Linked DNA regions of Homo sapiens: region 1 is linked to region 2. Evidence: chromatin contacts called from ENCODE Hi-C or POLR2A ChIA-PET data. All regions are on one chromosome and are shown on one strand. Each heading gives the region's core, a stretch centred on a gene start or an enhancer-like site at or near the end of the contact. The rest is flanking DNA. Distances are from core to core; before and after follow the strand shown. Region 1 overlaps SFI1 (SFI1 centrin binding protein). Region 2 overlaps SFI1 (SFI1 centrin binding protein).

What was found. Hi-C counts contacts between places; a loop is a spot of excess contacts on that map. ChIA-PET counts read pairs that join two places held with the same protein, here RNA polymerase II (POLR2A). Pooled maps may share reads with other maps.
Region 1: a map of PC-3 shows a loop between it and region 2 (7-fold over the local background). The contact joins two enhancer-like sites. A Hi-C loop is called at or near these places in 9 of 168 maps with a recorded cell type or tissue (Caco-2, HepG2, PC-3 and 5 more), 2 of 37 single-sample maps with no recorded cell type and 7 of 50 pooled maps. POLR2A ChIA-PET finds 5 or more read pairs at or near these places in 9 of 52 experiments (GM10248, HEK293, PC-3 and 6 more).

Annotation. Positions count from the first base shown.
Region 1 is chr22:31,600,910-31,603,900 of GRCh38, forward strand. It overlaps SFI1 (SFI1 centrin binding protein), which reads left to right. Exons shown (of 33, transcript NM_001007467.3): 16 at 1,303-1,384; 17 at 1,698-1,876; 18 at 2,835-2,910. Among named protein-coding and RNA genes, the nearest start is that of MIR7109, 19 kb to the right of the region's middle. Within about 2 kb of position 1,447, at least 8 of the 41 ENCODE cell types and tissues checked have a DNase peak (open chromatin) inside an H3K27ac peak, as active enhancers do.
Region 2 is chr22:31,560,112-31,563,043 of GRCh38, forward strand. It overlaps SFI1 (SFI1 centrin binding protein), which reads left to right. Exons shown (of 33, transcript NM_001007467.3): 8 at 1,179-1,281. Among named protein-coding and RNA genes, the nearest start is that of MIR7109, 60 kb to the right of the region's middle. Within about 2 kb of position 1,325, at least 2 of the 41 ENCODE cell types and tissues checked have a DNase peak (open chromatin) inside an H3K27ac peak, as active enhancers do.

The DNA.
Region 1 (2,991 bases), core at 197-2,696, 41 kb after region 2:
TTGCTTTAAGTGATGTGTCTTGCGTGTTAAATGTCAGGGGAGCAAGATCCCCCAGTGCTGAACATGGATCCTGTGGCTTCACCAACATGTAGCCCCTAGTGGCTGTTGGTCAATTGTCCCAGCACTGCTGCTGCAGGATTTGATGTTGTTAATGGTGATCTGTAGGCCTAGGCAGAGATGACAAAACAGTGGTTCCCAAACCTTTTTACTTTTCTTTACTTTTTTTTTTTTTTTTTTTTTTGCAACCTCTGTGGCCCAGGCTGGAGTGCAGTGGCACGATCTCGGCTCACTGCAAGCTCCGCCTCCCGGGTTCATGTCATTCTCCTGCCTCAGCCTCCCAAGTAGCTGGGACTACAGGCGCCCACCACCAGGCCCAGCTAATTTTTTATATTTTTAGTAGAGATGGGGTTTCACCGTGTTAGGCAGGATGGTCTCGATCTCCTGACCTCATGATCCGCCCACCTCGGCCTCCCAAAGTGCTGGGATTACAGGCGTGAGCCACTATGCCCGGCCAACCTTTCTACTTTTCTAATTCACCTGAAATACTTGTTTAAAATACTATTTCCTGGGACCCCCCCTCAGACTTGCTCAGTCAGCCTTAGGGGTCTGCCCCTTGTTTTTCAACAGGTCCCCAAAGCGTTGGTCAGCATGCACTGGAAAGGGCTCTCATGAACAATCCTTTATCAGTGCTGTTAAGTCAATATAGAATTAATGAAGACCTGGGGTCTCAGGGTCTGAGTCTTTTTCGTACGGTGTGAAGGCTTGGCTGATACCAGAAACAACCTGGAAAATGTTGGCCTTTTTAACAGTTTATGGTTTTTTGGCTGTCTGCTTTCCTTCCCTTTCTCTTTGTGTTGCTTTCTCCCTCATCTAAGCTTATTCACCTCTTTTATTTTTTTCAGAGACGGGGTCTCACTCTGTTGCCCAGGCTGGAGTGGAGTGGCGTGATCATAGTTCACCACAGCCTCAAACTCCTGGGCTCAGGCGATCCCCCCACCTCAGCCTCCCAGGTAGTTGGTACTACAGGCACACACCATCACACCCAGCAATTTTAAAATTTTTTTGTAGAGATGGAGTTTTGCTATGTTGCCCAGGCTGGTCTTGGCCTCCAGCGATCCTCCTGCCTTGGCCTCCCAAAGTATTAGGATTGCAGACATGGGCCACTGTGCCCAGCCACTTAATTCACCTCTTATACGATAGCATGGTATAAAAGGAAAAATCCAATTATTTGGAACTTCTAGTTCTGTTTGGGTTAATTTTTATGTTTGTTTTAAGTGCTTTACATTCTTCCTTGTTTTTTAGGGAGACATTAGAGAAGCAAGTATTTTCTCTCTGGAGGCAGAAGATGTTTCAGCATCGAGAAAACCGCCTGGCAGAGAGAATGGTAAATGGCTGTCCCTGAGGAGATGTGTGGAGGGGCAGGATCTGATTCAAGCCATTGCACTCACGGCCTCCCCTCCTCAGGAAGTTGCTCGGACCTCACTGGAGGGCCCCTGCCTGTGACTGTTGAGGCAGGGCAGGCTCTGGGGCATCTGTCCTTTCTCAGTGGAGCCTACAGACAGCTTCTGGGCTGGACCACGTCCTGACATCCATTCCTTTTGCCTTAGTCATTATTTGTGGCCTGTAAATTCTTTCCTGGCTTCTGTGCCTCTCTCCTACTTGATTTATTCTGTTCTCTCCTTCCTGTCCTGCCTCAGGCCATCCTTCACGCAGAGCGACAGCTTCTGTATAGGTCTTGGTTCATGTGGCACCAGCAGGCAGCAGCACGTCACCAGGAGCAGGAGTGGCAAACAGTGGCCTGTGCCCACCACCGCCACGGGCGGCTCAAGAAAGCTTTCTGCCTCTGGAGGGAAAGTGCCCAAGGGCTCAGAACAGAGTGAGTGGCCAGTTCTGCCTTACAAGCCTTTCCATCACAGGCCAGCTTTGCTTGTTCTAGCAGCACCATGAGCTCCAAGTGCCTGTCTGGAGGACTGCATTACCCCAGACTCTGGTTGTAAGTTCTGGAAGTTCAACCTAAAAGAGTCTTAAGTAAAACTAGGTTGGCCGGGCACAGTGGCTCACGCCTGTAATCCCAGCACTTTGGGAGGCTGAGGCGGGCAGATCACCAGAGGTCAGGAGTTCGAGACCAGCCTGACCAACATGGAGAAAACCCTCTCTATTAATAATACAAAAATTAGCCAGGCGTGGTGGCGCAAGCATGTAATCCCAGTTACTCAGGAGAGTGAAGCACGGAAATTGGCATGAACCCGGGAAGTGAAGGTTGCAGTGAACCGAGATGGCACCGCTACACTCCAGCCTGTGCAACAGAGCGAGACTCTGCCTCAAACGAACAAAAGTGACCATAGCCAGGGAATAAACTGATGGGCCCATATTGTGATAGCTGACTGCTGCAGATAAGGGATAGGGACAGCAGCTGTGGCCAGTGGGTGGGTTGTGGCAGTTTTTAACCACACCACGTAGTTAAGAGAGAGGAGGGGAGGCAGCCCAGTCACTATAGAGACTGTCCTGCTTTGGGGCCTTTCAGTGTCCACTGTGTGTTCTGAGGATCTCACTCCCTGTCGCACACTGACCATGTTTAACCAGTTTCTCAGTTGGGGGCTTCACACCTGCACATGTGAGCTTCAATGGCACCTGAAGCCCTGGGAAGTTGTAGGCCAAAATTTGATCATAGGTGCTTTTTTCTGAGACTGCAAGTTCTTTGGCAGCTCTTCAGAGAGGGTCTTGGCTCCCCCAAAAACTTAACCAGGTAGGGCTATGGACTATGAGGAGGAACCCATAGAGGGTGCCCTCACTGGGTGGGGGCTGCAGCACTGAGCTCTGCCATCTCCCCACAGGAGGACGGGCAGGGTGCGGGCAGCAGAATTCCACATGGCCCAGCTCCTGCGTTGGGCCTGGAGCCAGTGGAGGGAGGTAAGGCTTTGGTGCGAGGTGCCACCCGTGTATGACTTTTGGACAGGTGGGCTGTGTGTCAGCAGGACTCACAGGCAACAT
Region 2 (2,932 bases), core at 75-2,574:
TTGCAGTGAGTGCTGCAAGTGAGCCTGGTCTAAGAGAAATCTTTGTAGGTTAGAGTGACCAGGAAAAGTGAGTGTTTCTGTAAAGCACAGGTTGTAAACTCTTATTTCCCCATGACTCTTTTCCTAGAGCAAATTCGAAAATTAGTAGGAAAAAAAAAACAAGACTGAAACAAAAGTCTGACCAGGATTCTAGGAAAGAAAAGGATACATACAAGACTAGAAATCTAAAAGCCACTTGATTGCAGATTATTTTGTGAAATCTCCTGATTTTCAAATGTTGGTAATACTCTTTTTTTTTTTTTTTTTTTGAGGTGGAGTCTCACTCTGTCACCCAGGCTGGAGTATAGTGGCACGATCTTGGCTCACAGCCACCTCTGCCTCCTGGGTTCAAGAGATTCTCCTGCCTCAGCCTCCCAAGTAGCAGGGATTACAGGCACACACCACCATGTCCAGCTAATTTTTTGTATTTTTAGTAGAGACGGGGTTTCACCATGATGGCCAAGCTGGTTTTGAACTCCTGACCTCAAGTAATCCACCTGCCTCAGCCTCCCAAAGTGCTAGGATTACAGGCGTGAGCCACCACGCCTGGCCTTTTTTTTTTTTTTCCCGAGATGGAGTCTCACTCTGTCACCCAGGCTAGAGTGCAGTGGCGTGATCTCAGCTCACTGCAACCTCTGCTTCCTGGGTTCAAGCTATTCTCCTGCCTCAGCCTCCCGAGTAGCTGGGATTACAGGAGCATGCCACTACCACCTGGCTATTTTTGTATTTTTAATAGAGACAGGGTTTCACTGTGTTGGCCAGGCTAGTCTTTTAACTCCTGACCTCAGGTAATCCACTCTCCTCGGCCTCCCAAAGTGCTGTGATTACAGGTGTAAGCCACCGTACCAGGCCATAACATATCTTTTAACAAATCAAACTGTGTAGGTCAAACAGAGCATGTCTGTGGTGTCTAAAGCAGGATCTGACCGTAGGAACCATAAGTTTCCAACCATTAATGGGCAGATCTGGGACTTTTTCTCAATTGTTTTGTTTTATTTTTTTCCCCAGCAGTGAATCTAGAGATGGTACTATGAAGGAGAGGACTAGAGCTGAGGGTCTGAGGCCCCACACTAACTGCTCCTCTCTTTCCTGAGTGGCTTTTTACTGATGGATTCCATCTTTGATTTGCTGTTTCACAGGGTGTGGTGGAGCACGTGGAGGCAGCGACTAGGACAGGTCCGTGTGAGCCGTGCCCTCCATGCCTCTGCTTTGAAGCACAGGGCCCTGAGCCTCCAGGTGCAGGTGAGTCCAGCAGACGTGGGATTTGGCATCCTCTGTCAGTGTTGTCAAGCCTCTCACCCACAGAGGGCAGTGCTGGGCCTTCCCTGCAGCTCAGGGCCTGAGAGGGGGTGGGGACAGAGGTAATCTGGAAGGCTGGGCTCTTCCAGAGGGAGGCTGCTGTTAGGAATAAAGTAGAGGCTTGTCCTAGATGAGCCTAGATCAGTGGCTTCCAGAGTGCTTCTGGTAATTGTGGAGCTGGAGAGGGATTTATGAATTAGTTATAAACATGTTTAGAGAAACAGCAGTATACTCTGATTTCCTCGTTGCTGTTTTCCTACAGCAAATCAGAAAATAATTGGGGCAGAAAAGAAACTTAAGACTGAAAAGAAAACCTGTCTTCCTTTTCTTTATAGTTTTGATTGTCTTAGAGTGTTCTTTTAGGCAAGCCACTAGCTTTTTTTGTCAATCATAAATGGCTAAGGCCTGTACTAAAACTTTCTTATCCTTTGACATATTCTCTGAATTCTTGTCATGTTTTTGTGTCTGCTGGGTACTTACAGAGCTGCCAAATAAGTTATAGGAAATAGAACAGAGAAGAGGAAAAAAAAAATTAGTGCCTGTTTCCAAATGTAGGAATAGTATCTTCTTATTCTAACAACAAATTGCATAGTCCATGTGAATACGTGCAGATCACATGCAAATAGCATATATAGTCATCTAGATCAGTGATCAGCAAACTGGCTCACAGGCCAAATTTGGCCTGCTTTCTGTTTTTGTAAATAAAGTTTTATTGGGATGCTGCTACACTCATTCATTTATATATCATCTGAGGCTGCTTTCAGATTACAAGAGCAGTGTAGGGTAGTTGTAACAGAGACCTTATGGTCTACAAAGACTAAACTATTTGTTTTCTGACCCTTTAAGAAAAAGTTTGCTGACCTCTGAACTTGTAAGGTCTTCTGAGGCAATAGCAAGGAAATAAGAGACACAGTTCTCGCCAATAATAATAACAGTACCAATAGCAGTAGCAACTGCAGCCTGAGTGACTGAGTTGGGGCCCTGTCTCAAAAAAAAAAAAAAAAAAGAAGTAGATTTTATTGTGGTCTTACTTGTGTTAGGTGCTAGACTAAGTGCTTTACGTGCATTATCTAATTTTCATAAACCTTTTTTAAAAGTCCCATATTATTGTTAAGGGAACCAGGAAGGTTAAATAACTTGAACTAGGGTCACATGTATAGTGAAGCTTAGAGCCAGGTTTTTTTATTTTTTTTTGATTTTTTGAGACAGAGTCTCGCTCTGTCACCCAGGCTGGAGTGGAGTGGCACAGTCTTGGCTCACTGCAAGCTCTGCCTCCTGGGTTCACGCCATCATCCTGCCTCAGCCTCCTGAGTAGCTGGGACTGCAGGTGCCCGCCACCACGCCCGGCTAATTTTTTGTATCTTTAGTAGAGACGGGGTTTCACCATGTTAGCCAGGATGGTCTTGATCTCCTGACCTTGTGATGGCCTGCATCGGCCTCCCAAAGTACTGGTATTACAGGCGTGAGCCACCACATCCGGCCGCTTGGAGCCAGGTTTTAACCTAAGCAGCCAGAAAGCTGCATCATCATCTTTTATATATATATATATATATGTTTTGAGACAGAGTATTGCTCGCTCTGTCACCCAGACTGG